Regions from separate parts of the Homo sapiens genome. Here region 1 is linked to region 2. Evidence: chromatin contacts called from ENCODE Hi-C or POLR2A ChIA-PET data. All regions are on one chromosome and are shown on one strand. Each heading gives the region's core, a stretch centred on a gene start or an enhancer-like site at or near the end of the contact. The rest is flanking DNA. Distances are from core to core; before and after follow the strand shown. Region 1 holds the start of UBE2K (ubiquitin conjugating enzyme E2 K). Region 2 holds the start of KLF3 (KLF transcription factor 3).

Evidence for each region. A loop is a pair of places that touch in the nucleus more often than their neighbours do. ChIA-PET counts read pairs that join two places held with the same protein, here RNA polymerase II (POLR2A). Pooled maps may share reads with other maps.
Region 1: a loop to region 2 is called in a map of gastrocnemius medialis, with 5 times the contacts of the local background. The contact joins the promoter of UBE2K here to the promoter of KLF3 in region 2. A Hi-C loop is called at or near these places in 1 of 168 maps with a recorded cell type or tissue (gastrocnemius medialis) and 7 of 50 pooled maps. POLR2A ChIA-PET finds 5 or more read pairs at or near these places in 1 of 52 experiments (WTC11).

The regions. Positions count from the first base shown.
Region 1 is chr4:39,694,138-39,700,487 of GRCh38, forward strand. UBE2K (ubiquitin conjugating enzyme E2 K) reads left to right here and starts at 3,999. Exons shown (of 7, transcript NM_005339.5): 1 at 3,999-4,253. The coding sequence starts at 4,191. RefSeq lists an enhancer at 3,553-3,612 and a silencer at 3,693-3,982.
Region 2 is chr4:38,661,536-38,667,556 of GRCh38, forward strand. KLF3 (KLF transcription factor 3) reads left to right here and starts at 2,664. Exons shown (of 6, transcript NM_016531.6): 1 at 2,664-2,926. KLF3-AS1 (KLF3 antisense RNA 1) reads right to left here and starts at 3,358. Exons shown (of 16, transcript NR_171644.1): 1 at 3,259-3,358. RefSeq lists enhancers at 532-853, 4,888-5,738, 5,739-6,021, 5,778-5,827, silencers at 1,565-2,084, 2,115-2,384, 2,395-2,994, 3,055-3,404 and a promoter at 2,124-2,926.

The DNA.
Region 1 (6,350 bases), core at 2,749-5,248, 1.0 Mb after region 2:
TACAGAGATTCTTTTTTTTTTTTTTTTTTTTGAGACGGAGTTTCGCTCTTGTTGCCCAGGCTGGAGTGCAATGGTGTGATCTTGGCTCACTGCAACCTTCGCCTCCTGGGTTCAAGCTATTCTTCTGCCTCAGCCTCCTGAGTAGGCGGGATTACAGGCATGCACCACCATGCCTGGCTAATTTTGTATTTTTGGTAGAGACGGGGTTCTCCATGTTGGTCAGGCTGGTCTCGAACTCCTGACCTCAGGTGAGCTGCCTGCCTTGGCCTCCCAAAGTGCTGGGATTACAGGTTTGAGCAATCGCACCCGGCCCTGTACAGAGATTCTTGTATACTCTTTACTCAACTTCCACTAATGTTAACATCATACATTACCATATGGCTATGTCAAAACTGAGAAATTAGCATTGTTATAATACCATTAACTAAATTACAGAATTTATTTATATTTCACTAGGTATGCCCTTTTGGTTCTAGGATCCAATTCAGGATACCACATTGCATTTAGCGTGGTGCTTCTTTTTTTTTTTTTTTTTTTTTTTGAGACAGAGTCTGGCTCTGTTGCCCAGGCTGGAGTGCAGTGGTGCAATCTTGGGTCACTGCAAACTTCGCCTCCTGGGTTTGAGCAATTCTCCTGCCTCAGTCTCCCGAGTAGCTGAGATTACAGGTGCCCGCCACTATGCCCAGTTAATGTTTTGTATTTTTAATAGAGACAGGGTTTCACCATGTTGGCCAGGCTGGTCTCCAACTCCTGACCTCAAGTGATCGGCCCACCTCAGCTTCCCAAAGTGCTGGGATTACAGGTGTGAGCCACCGTGACTGGCCTCGCATGGCGCTTCTTATTCACTTAAAATATATCCTGGAGATTGTTTCATATCAGTTAATATGCAGTTGTCTCATTAGAAGGACTACAGAATGAATTCCTAGAAGTGAAATTGCAGGAGCAGTGATTATGTGCATTTAAAGATTACCAAACCCTCTCCCTTGAAGAAATTACCAGACCCTTGTCCGGTGCAGTGGCTCACACCTTTAATCCCAGCTCTCAGGGAGGCAGAGGCGCGAGGATACCTTGAGCCCAGGAGTTTGAGACCTGCCTGGGCAGTATAGCGAGACCCCGTTCTCCACAGAAAGGGGGGAAAAAAGACAAAAAAAAAAAAAAAAAAAAAAAAGAAAGAAATTACCAGACCTTTTTTTGGAGAGGGGGAATTGTCTTTTTGTGGTTTTTCTCTTGAGACAGAGTCACCCTCTGTCACCCAGGCTGGAGTGCAGTGGTGTGATCTCCGCTCACTGCAACCTCCGCCTCCTGGGTTCAAGCGATTCTCCTGCCTCAACCTCCCAAGTAGTTGGGACTACAGCGCACGCCACCACACCCAGCTAAGTTTTTGTATTTTAGTAGAGTCGGGGGTCTCACCATGTTGCCCAGGCTGGTCTCGAATTCCTGAGCTCAAGCGATCCGCCCGCCTCGGCCTCCCAAAGTGCTGGGATTACAGACATAAATCAGGGCGCCCGGCCTGGACCCTTCTAACTGGTCCCCCTTTGAGTATTCCAAGTTTCTTCACATTCCAAGATTAGGATTGGACAGTGATAATGTAAAGTGCTCAAAAAGTTTTTGCACTCTTCAAAATAATTTTTTTAAGTCTACTGGCACAAATACATATAGCATTGCGTGATTTACATTACACCAATAATTCCTTGTACCATGACCTACGTATATGGTTGAGTCCTCTTAGGACCACTAGGGGGCTCTGCTAGAAGGGTTTATATAATTTATGTCAGCCCACTTAGGGGAAATGTTTTGAGATGATATTTTCGAATTCTGAACTCTTAAAACTTGAGAGAGATAATCTAATCCAGTTTTCTCGTTTCGTAGATGAGGAAATAAAAGCTGGCAAGAGAACTGCCATGGGAGAGAACTGGAATTTTAAAATCTCCTCTTGGTTCCTGGGGCGGGAGTTTAAGAAATTCTCTTTTGCCTTGTGCCCCCACTGATTCGCCTCCATTGGCTATTTCCATGTTTGCCACCACAATTTTAATTACTTTTGGTAAAACCATGTATTTGTGATATTTTTATAATAGATATTTTACTGATTGGCTAGGTGAAGAAAGTGCATGAAGTATAAACTTCTGAAATGACACCCTTATTACTTATTCCAAAATGTTCTATTCAAAATGCTTCTCAGTACCAAACCATTATTACTATGCACCTTAGAAACCACTTTCTTTTTTAAAAATTATTATCTTTAGAGACAGGATTTCACCATAGGGCCCAGGTTGGTCTCAAACTCCTGGGCTCAAGTGATCTGCTCCCCCTCGGCCTTCCAAAGTGCTGGGATTACAGGCGTGAGCCACCGCGCCCGACCAGAAACCACTTTCTTTTGTTTGTTTGTTTTTTGTTTTTTTTTGAGACGGAGTCTCGCTCCGTTGCCCAGACTGGAGTGCAGTGGCGCAATCTCGCTCGCTGCAAGCTCCGCCTCCCGGGTTCACGCCATTCTCCTGCCTCAGCCTCCCGAGTAGCTGGGACTACAGGCGCCCGCCACCACGCCCAGCTATTTTTTTTATATTTTTTTAGTAGAGACGGGGTTTCACCGTGTTAGCCAGGATGGTCTTGATCTCCTGACCTCGTGATCCGCCCGCCTCCGCCTCCCAAAGTGCTGGGATTACAGGCGTGAGCCACCGCACCTGGCCCAGAAACCACTTTCAAACTTACTTTCCACTTAAAATATTTTATACTTTTTGTTTTGTTTTGTTTTGTTTGAGACAGAATCTTGCACTGTGGCCCAGGCTGGAGTGCAGTGGCGCGATCTCGCTCACTGCAACCTCCGACCCCCAGGTTCAAGCGATGTTCCTGCCTCAGCCTCCAGAATAGCTGGGATTACAGGTGCCTGCCACCACACCTGGCTGATTTTTGTATTTTTAGTAGAGATGGGGTTTCACCATGTTGGCCAGACTGGTCTCGGACTCCTGACCTCAAGCGATCCGCCGCGCCAGCAAAAACGTTTTAGTCTTATCTGTACTCATTTACTCATTCAATATTTATTGAGTGCCTACTATCACCAGGCACCTTTGAGGCCTAGGTTTACAGAAATAAGGCTCCCCCTCCCCCACCCCGAGTCCCCTGAAGGGTACTGTAATTGTTTCCATTTCTCCAATTTTCACTTTAATATATGTGAATTTTCACATGCTTCATTCAGTTCAGTGGTTCTCATAATGTGGTCCCGGAACCAGCACCAACAGCAGCAGCAACTGGGAGACTTGTTAGAAGCGCAGTCTTAGGCCCACCCTACACTCTAGGGATGGGCATAGGAGTGTGTGTGTGTGTGTGTGTGTGTGTGTGTGAGAGAGAGAGAGAGAGAGAGAGAGAGATTGTGTGTGTGTGTCAAGCTCGGTATTAAATAGGTCAAAGAGCAACATCTGGCTTCTAAACCCACCCTCAGGCCTCTCCACCGAGTACCTGTCTCAAACCCAATCTGATCCAACAATAACCAGCCTTAATTCAATAATCTGTGCTACCTGAGATGATGGGAATAATCGTGGTACTATAAATGTTGCAGAACAAAAACGACTGCAGTAGATTTTCTGGGGCTACACCAACTGAAAATGGGCCGGACCGAGATCCGGGAGAGCGTTTTCCTGCGCTAGACACGGCGTTCAGCCTCCGGGTTCCGGGTCTAGCTGAGTCAGGGCGGCGTTCCAGCCGAGTGCGGCGTCGGAAACCCGTTCGGTTGCGCCCGAACCTTCGGTCAGAGGCCAGCGCTGGAAGCCCAGACCACAGCACCCGGGTTTAAACAGGAGCGGAGGCGCCGGGAAGGGCCGGGGGGGCCGGCTAGGGCCGGCCAGCTTGGAAGCCGCACCCTCGCGGCCCCAGACGCCGGCAGGGCGGAGCCACGCGGCCGCAGCCCCAGCCGAGACGCGAGCTCGTGGCTCGGGCGTATGGGGGCTCCAACGGGAGCGGCTGCGCCGCCCGGCCGGGTCAACGTCGTGCGCATGCGCCGACCCGGCGCCATTTTGGTGGCCGGGCGCGGAGGTGATTCCACACTGAGGCGAGCGCGGCGGCCGGGGTGGTAGTGGCAGTGTTCGTGTGCTCAGGTCTGAATCGCCGAGGGAGGAGGCGGTGGAGGAAGAGGTGGCGGCGGTGGCGGTGGTCGTAGCGGTGGCGGAGGAGGCGGGTACGAATCAGCTGCGGGCGGAGACATGGCCAACATCGCGGTGCAGCGAATCAAGCGGGAGTTCAAGGAGGTGCTGAAGAGCGAGGAGGTCAGAAATGAACTCCCGGATATCCCCCACCTCTGCCTGGGGCGGGAGGGTCCTCCCAGCTGCGACCCCGATATCCCCGGTAGTCCCTGGGTGGTCCTCCTTGCGGCCGCCCTTCTGCCTGTGAGGAAGCAGCAGTGTTCCCCTCCTCCTTCCGCCGCCTTCCCCTCCCCTCCCAGAGCGCTAGGATGGACGGTCTCGCGGGCGGGTGGTCTGGGGTGGAACATGGTTTGGGGAGGTGATGGACAGGGGGCAACTCCTCGGAGGGATGGAAGCTCACAAGAGAACCCGAGGCGGTGGCCGCAGCTGGAAATGTGGCTGTGGGGTGGGGAGGGAGCAGGCCGAGCCTGAGAAAACCCGGGAAGTGGGTTGGGGGAAGGGGAAAGGTGGTAACTGGATCCCAAGAGCAGTGCTGCTCGAAGGCCCACACTTTTGAGGGTATTCGGGGTTATTGCCTGTCAGGCCTTCACTGTTCTTTTCTTGGGGAAGGAGCAGTGAGTCCTTAGGTATTGATTAAAAAGGAAGGACATTCAGAGTTAGTCCTTCTTAGTTGGGTGTTAGGAGTCAAAGGGAGACATAATAGAATACTGTCTTATTTGGTGGCAGGGGTAAGGGAATTTTCACCTGAGTTAGCAAGTTAATTCCAAATAAGATAATTATCTCTTTTCCACTTAACCCCCAAATTCCTAGGCCTCATCTTTATTGACATCTCAATCTTTTGAGTGGGCAAAGGCAAGGTGTTTGGTGTATTAAAGACATGTAAATATTTTTAGTTAGGAAACAAATAATGGAATGTATGAGTAGCTTATTTCAAAATATTGTTTACAAGTTACAGATCAGAGAGACTGTCTTAAGACAGTGCCTCTGTGACTCGTGTTGTGCCACGAAACTTCATTATGATGTCCCTCATAGTTAACTTGATTCTTACTTTTGAAAAGCAGACCTATTAAAAATGTGAAATTTCACCAGATTAATACATTGTTTCATCTCCTTATTGAGATTTATCACGACTTAACAGATTTTCAAAAAAGTTGCCTCCCGTTGCTCTTAAGTCCTGCAGAATTTAGATACATTTGTACTACGTTTATTTATGTAAGATATTCACAGTGCTCTAGTAATTTGACTCAAAATTATGCAAGTATTAGTACAGTTTCTCATACCAAGATCAACAAGAATGCCAGATTGTCTTCCCCACATGAATTAAACAAAAAGTAATACAGAAAATGATTATTTTCAAGATTCACATACCATTATTGAATATATCATTGCTATTTGTGTTTTTCTTTTACAGTTAGTACTTTAATAGTGTCAATAATAATTTGTGAAATTCAGCATTCTAAGTATGTGATGAGTATACATGGAGAAAAAATTATTTAAAATTCAAAAATGACAACAGACTTATTGAAAGTAGTATATAAGTCATGGTCGGTTTTACAGAGCATGTGTATGAACTCTGACCTCTATGTTTGTTCATATGCCAAAACTCTGAATGGAAGGATGACTTTGTATTTTGTGGTACAATGCAGAAATAGAGTCATAAGTGTCTGTACTGATACAATGAAACAGCAATTTTAACTTATTTAATATGAAAATGTATTCCAGGTTAGTTGACATATATACTCCTAATGAAAGCAGTTGTTGTTGCCAACAACTGAAAACATTTCTTGTTTAATAAGGTTGTACAAGCCTGAAACTTAATAGACTTTTAATGCTTTATTTTCTGTTACTTACGGTAACAGAAACAGTAAGTTACTGCTCTGGTAATTAATGTGGTCTCTTTGCTTTTTATGAGCTGACTTTTCACCGTGGTATTCTTAGTACTAAGTTGAAGATTACCAGAAATACTTGTATTGCTCTCTAGTAATGCATATTAAAAAAACACTGCTCTTTATACGTAAGGGATGTTGAAGCCTTACTTCAGATAAGCATCAAAAGTGTTTCAGAAGAAGAAAACAGGAAATGCAAACAGACAGGTTTTTTGTTGTTTTTGTTGTTTGTTTGTTTTGTTTTGTTTTGTTTAGAACAGTACCTGTATAAATATGGAAGGAAACTTCTGGGAAAATAAGTTGGAAAGAACATTTAGGAAAGGGTCACATCATT
Region 2 (6,021 bases), core at 1,414-3,913:
GCTCCAATGCCTTTTTCATGCTTCAGCCCATACTACAAACAGGATGACAGGATGACCAACAAGACATGGTGGCAACAGGCTGGGCCAGCATAGTGGCCAGAGAGTGGGTAGTGACCAAGGAGGTCCAGGACTCAGTGAAACATGGGCTATGCCCTGCTAGCGAGAAGAAAGGCTTAGGTGCTTCTGTTGGGGTTTTGTTTTTTTTTTGTTTTGTTTTGGTTTTTTTTTTTTTTTTGACAGAGTCTCACTCTGTTCAGTGGTGACATGATCTCAGCTCACTACAACCTCCACCTCTTGAATTCAAGCAATCACCCTGTCTCAGCCTCCCTACATAGCTAGGATTACAGGCGTGCGCCGCCATGCCTAATTTTTGTAATTTCCGTAGAGACGATGTTTCGCCAACTTGGCCAGACTGGTCTCGAACTCCTGGCCTCAAGTGATCCACCCAACTCGGCCTCCCAAAGTGCTGGGATTACAGGCGTGAGCGACCGCGCCCCACCCTGTTGGGCACTTTGAAGAATGATGGTGTCCTTCACTGAGCTACCCAGCACTAGATAGATTCATTTCCGACAAGTTGCATTTGAGCAGCTTCCCACAGGGCACCGAACACAGTGTTCACTAATTAACTGTTTAAAATGGCTTTTCTTCTCCTTTGCCGCCTGCCCCTTCCATATCAAAACCACTCCCTTCTTATCTTGGGTCACACTTTTCTCCGACAGGCCTATTTCGCTCTTCCCCTTTGCGTCCACACCCACATGAACAAGGTAAAAAACATGGTTTATGTGCTTCAAGTTCTCGTCACTGTGTCCCTGGAGAAAAAAACGTACTTTTTTGAGCACCTACTATGAGCCAGTTTCACCAGCCATTCCTAGCACGGTGTTCCGCTAATGCAAACCTTAAGGCAGCCAATCAGCCATTTAATGATGTCAGTGATCAATAAATGGCAATTAGTAATTGACACGAATCCAACTCTTTTTTTTTCTGGAATGTCTTTTATTCATTATGAAGAAAAAAAAAACTCACACCCTTTACATTTTAAAGATGAAGCTTATGGGACAGCACGACGTCCCATGAGCCGGCGTCGGTTCTGGGTATCCTCCACGTGGCCTTTCCTGGACTTGCGTTATTTAAAATATGCGATTTCACTACTTGAGGTTACCGAGTACTAATTTTACAATACTGTGTAGCTACATGAAGCGGCTCGAAATATACTATTATCACTCCGTTTTAAGCAGCACGATGTCTGGATGAAGCATCAAAGCGAGATGGGTCAACTTAAAGGGCCTTTAAAACATCTTGAAGCAATAATAAGCCATACACTGAAGCAGGGGCGGTTTTAAACATTACACAGAACTTAAAACAATCGAACGAATTCGTCCTTTGTTCTTTTTATTACATTAATTATTACATTAATACTGTTTAAAAAGAAACTCAAAAGGCATTAAACTTAGGTACCAATCTACACAAAGTCCTCGAAGGGGCCTGGCTTGGACCGAACGCGCTTTTGTGCCGCCCCGCTCGCTCGCAGCACCCTGAAGGCCACTGAGCTTAGGGCGCTAGGTCCCTAGAAGCGACTTGAAATGAGGGGGTCGCCAGGCCAGGCCCTCGCTCTGCAGGGGAGGATCCGACCAAAGTTTGCCAAGTTTCCAGGCAAGCCCAACTGCGCAAATGCCGCTTTTTAGCTCCAGCGGCAGGCCTGGCCCGTGGGAGTTTTGCCCCAGGGGTCTCCGGGCCTTCAAAGAAAAGTCCCACGAGGTGGGGGGCGCCGCCTGGGCCGCCGGCCAGGGGGACCCGTCGCCCCAGGGCACAAAGAAAGAGCGCGCCTACAGGGTGTCCCCTGACCCCGGCGACTCGGGGCCAGGGAGGCTCGGCGCGCCCCAGCGGCCGCTCTTCCCCTCCCGAACCCGCCCGGCCCACTCGCTCCTGCACCGCGGCCGCCTCGGCTCGGCTTTTCTCTTGCAGTGAGCTGAGTGCGCTCAGCCGAGGAGGGGCCGCGCCGCGCCGCGCCGGCCGCGGGGCCCAGCCCTTCCCGCCGCGCCCGGGGCCGCCCTTCCCGCTGGAGCCGGCTGATCGATGGCCCTGGCAGCCCGCGCCCCCCGCCTCGGCTCGCCCGCGAGCCCGGCTGTGTGTTTTGGAAGCAGCGCAGCGGGCCGCAGCCGTGTGACGCCCGGAGCGGGCAGCGCCGCCCTTCCTTCCCCCCGGGCTCGGGCGGCGGCGCGGCGGCTGGGCCGGGCGGGAGGGCTGGCGGGGCGCGGACTCCGGGGAGGAGGGCGCGGGGAGGGGACGCGGGCGGGGACGCGGGCGGGGGGCGGAGGCCGCGCCGCGCACGCCCAGCCCCACGGCCGCGCCGCGCCTCGTGGGACAGGTTGGGCCGGCGGGGCGGCGCCCGGCTCCGGGGAATAATGAGTGTCTGTCAGGCCGTCCCCGGGTGACTGGGCGGGGCGGGGCGGAGGCGGCGCGGGAGGCGGGGGTGGCGGGGGAAGGGCGCAGGGCGGGGTGCGTGTTTGCGCGAGTGACTCGGCCGACCCCTCCGGCGGCTGCCTCCACCCAAGTGGGTGGGGACCCGCCCAGCCCGGGCGGCCGCGGCGGCTCCCTCTCCCCTCCCTGACCCTCCCACCCCGGGTCCCAGCCTCTACTTACCCCGCCAGCCCCGGGAGGCTCGCAGAGCGAGCGGCGCCGGCGTCATGTGACTGCCCGGAGTTGGTGCCAGGAGCCAGAGGGGAGCCAGGAGCGGAGCCGCGCGGAGCCGGGGCCCGAGCCGGAGCGCAGCGAGAGCGCCCGCCGCACGCGCGCCCGTCCCCGTCCCCTGCGGCCGCCAACGCCGCCCGGACTGGAGCCCTGACATTGCTGCGCTCGGGGGGCTCCAGGCAGCCCGTATCGGGGCCTTTATTTCTCGTCGGCGGCGCCCTGCACCGCGCCTCGCAAAGTAAGTCCCGTCTCCCTCACCTCTGCTCCGCACCCTGGTCCCTGCCGCCCCCCTCCTCGGCCAGTCTGGTTTCATTTTTTCTCCTGGAGGGGGCCGCGGGGAATGGGTCGGGGGTGCAGCGCTGGTGTTGGGGGGGGCGCCTGCGGGCTTGGGAAAGTGTGGCGGCTACACTTAGCCGGGGTGGGGGCGGAGAGCAAGCAAGGAGGAGGGGGTCACGGGTTCGCGGTGAAAAGTGAGGGGTTGAGGCGAGGCACCGTGCGGACCCCGGGTGCGGGGGAGCGGGGCTGGCAGCGCCCGCCGCCGTCCCGGGCAGGGCGCGGGCGGGGGCTCACCTGTGTGGTCCCCGGCCTCCTCCCGCCCGCTCACGATTCCCTCCAAAGCCCCAGAAATCTCCGTGCTCTCCGCGTGTGGCAACGTTGTTTGGAGAAAGGTAGCGCCGCGGCCGCGCGCTCCTGCTCCTCCCCCTCCCGGTGCCCCCCCACCACCACCACAACCCAGGCTCCCGCGTCCTTCCCCTCCCCTCCCTCCGCCCGCGCCCCCCGCCGCCCCCCTCCCAGGACACGGCGCGCGGCCGCTCGCCCGCCACAGCAAACTTGGAGCAGTCTCCCGGCCCTCTGGAAAGAAACTTAGGGCAATTGGGATTGGAGGCAGCATCCCATTCTCGGTTCTGGAGCCCAGGAGCTGCCAGGGCGTCTGGATCCTCCGGGGCAGGAGAAATGAGCTGGTCGGGTTTGGAGAGTCTTCCTGGGGGCATGGAGAGAACCTGCCGCAGTGCCTGGAGCAAGGATTGCAGCGTGGCTGAAGGCGGAAGACGCCTTAGGCAACTGCCTGCAGCCGAGCCTGATGGGGACCCAGGGACAGATCCCTGGATCAGGACCCATGGGACCTACCTAACATTTCCAAGTGGCTTTCTTAGAGATGGCAGATGAGATCTGGAATTGTCATATTCATTTTTTTGGGCAGATAGCTACTGACAAGGAGAAGCACTTTTCTGGTTTAAATTTTATAGCAGTATACAATAATACTAGAAGAATGTGAATGAGACTTATTTTTAATAAGTCAAGTTAAACGGAAATTGGAAATTGCTCACCTTCTTGTATTTCACTAAAATAAACATTTTACACTTAACCACTGAATTTCTTACTCAGAATTTATGTTTCCATTAATATCACCCAAGACATTTTAAATATATTGATTATATTCTCACAAGAGTCTGGTATATGGGAAAAAGTATGAAGTGGTATTCTGACAAGTACCTGAAATGTGCCAGCAAAATCAAGTGGGGAATAGGCCAGTTGTTCATTATAGGTTTTTCCACACAGCAGTTTTGTGCTATCCTTTTCTGTACGAATTTGAGGAGCATTTTTATAAGAGAAATTCATCTGGATGATCTGCCTCACCCTAGGGAAGAAGACTTGCTTTTAGGGGAAAAAACAATCTGCTAGCATTAATATCTACAAATTTTTTGGAGTTAGTAATAGTGTTTAAGGAAAGTGTCCACGAGTGATTTCTTCTGGTTTGAAAAGAGGTATGTTAGTTGACCTTAGGCTGTTAATAGAAACCTGAAATTAGATGTTCGATTAAATTAAACTCCCTAGAGAAACTGGTATCTTCATTTCTGCAGTCAGTGGGCTTTGCTGCAGAACTATTTATTAGAAGAAAAAAACCTAATGTACTATCGGTAAGTTCAATGATGATACATTGTAAAGAACATTTAGCTTGCATGAAAGGGAATGCAAGTACAAAAATCTCAACATGGGAATAACAAAGAAAAGTAACTGCTTAGACCACAAAACCTTGTCAGGTACAAAACGACAACAGAGTTTTGCAGAAAGCTATTGTTTTATTCACTGCAAAGTTTCTAAATTAAAACCCAATCTTCTTGTTGCTATGGGCACAGTGATGCTCTTTTTTTCCTTTTTTTTTCTTTTTTTTTTTCCTTACCTGTACTTAGTCTGCACACACCACATTCTTAAATCTCTGATAACGTAAGCTTGAGTTAAACAGTCCTGGCTAACAAAGTAAAGAGAAATAATGGGAAAGGAACTGTGAATGGATTTTACTATCTTAAAAATAACCCAAAGGGAAAATAGACATTTTAGAATGACTTCTAGAAATTAGTACTCTGGTGTACAGATTGCATAATAATTTTTAGATAAATGTCAGGAACAGAATCACATTCTTAAAAGGCGAATTTCTATAAACGTGTGTATATGTTGAACAGATGAGCAGCTCTGCAAAGATGTGTATAACTGCATTTGAAAAAGACAGTGAAAATTTTGGGTTACTGTAGATGTCCCACAGTCTGTCTTGGAATTTAGTTCTGTGACTAAAGGAGGCTTACAGTTGCTCCAATTTTGGTTCTGTGGGGTACCCCAATTGTAATCTGAATTCCTAACAGCAGTGCTCTATCTTTTTTCCTCTTGATGCACTGAGGCTGAACCATAATCATTACCCTAACTCGGAATTTGATCTGAGCTAGGGACTAGCCATTGGAATGGGGCAGAAAGGGACAAAAGAAATCAGGAGGGAGGCTAGTGTTCATTAGGAAGGTCTCTGCTGCTTGAATATGATAAAATCACATTTCACTTATGATGTTTACTGTATGTGGCAGCTCTTATTTGTAAATAGGGCAGGTCCCCTGTATAAAGCTGGTGTTATTATTCACACCCGTAGAACAAACACCTCCACCCCCCTGTTGTTGTCTTAAAAAACTCCAGCTGCTCATGAATATAGGGTCAGGGAGGGCCGGCTAAATGTTTCTCTGTGCTTTCTCTCCAGCACAGCCAGCAGAGCTGTTTCCTGTTCTTTGTTTCAAGGCTGGGGTTTGCGTCATACATTCCAAGTGGCATATGTGTGCTCTTTCCTGTTTCAGGCTGTTTTCTGGTAGATCAGTAGCCCAGACCAGGCTGAGGTCCCTGCCCCTAAACTCCGTATCCCCACCCATGGAGTTATCATGTCTCTACACACTTGATATTGCTTAAGACGCCTGTGTTATGTCATAATGAGAAGTCAGTTAACCTTTTTACGTACACCCTTTGCTCCACTGCATTTGTCTGGGTGAATAAATGCTTTTACCTTTTTAAATTTTTTAT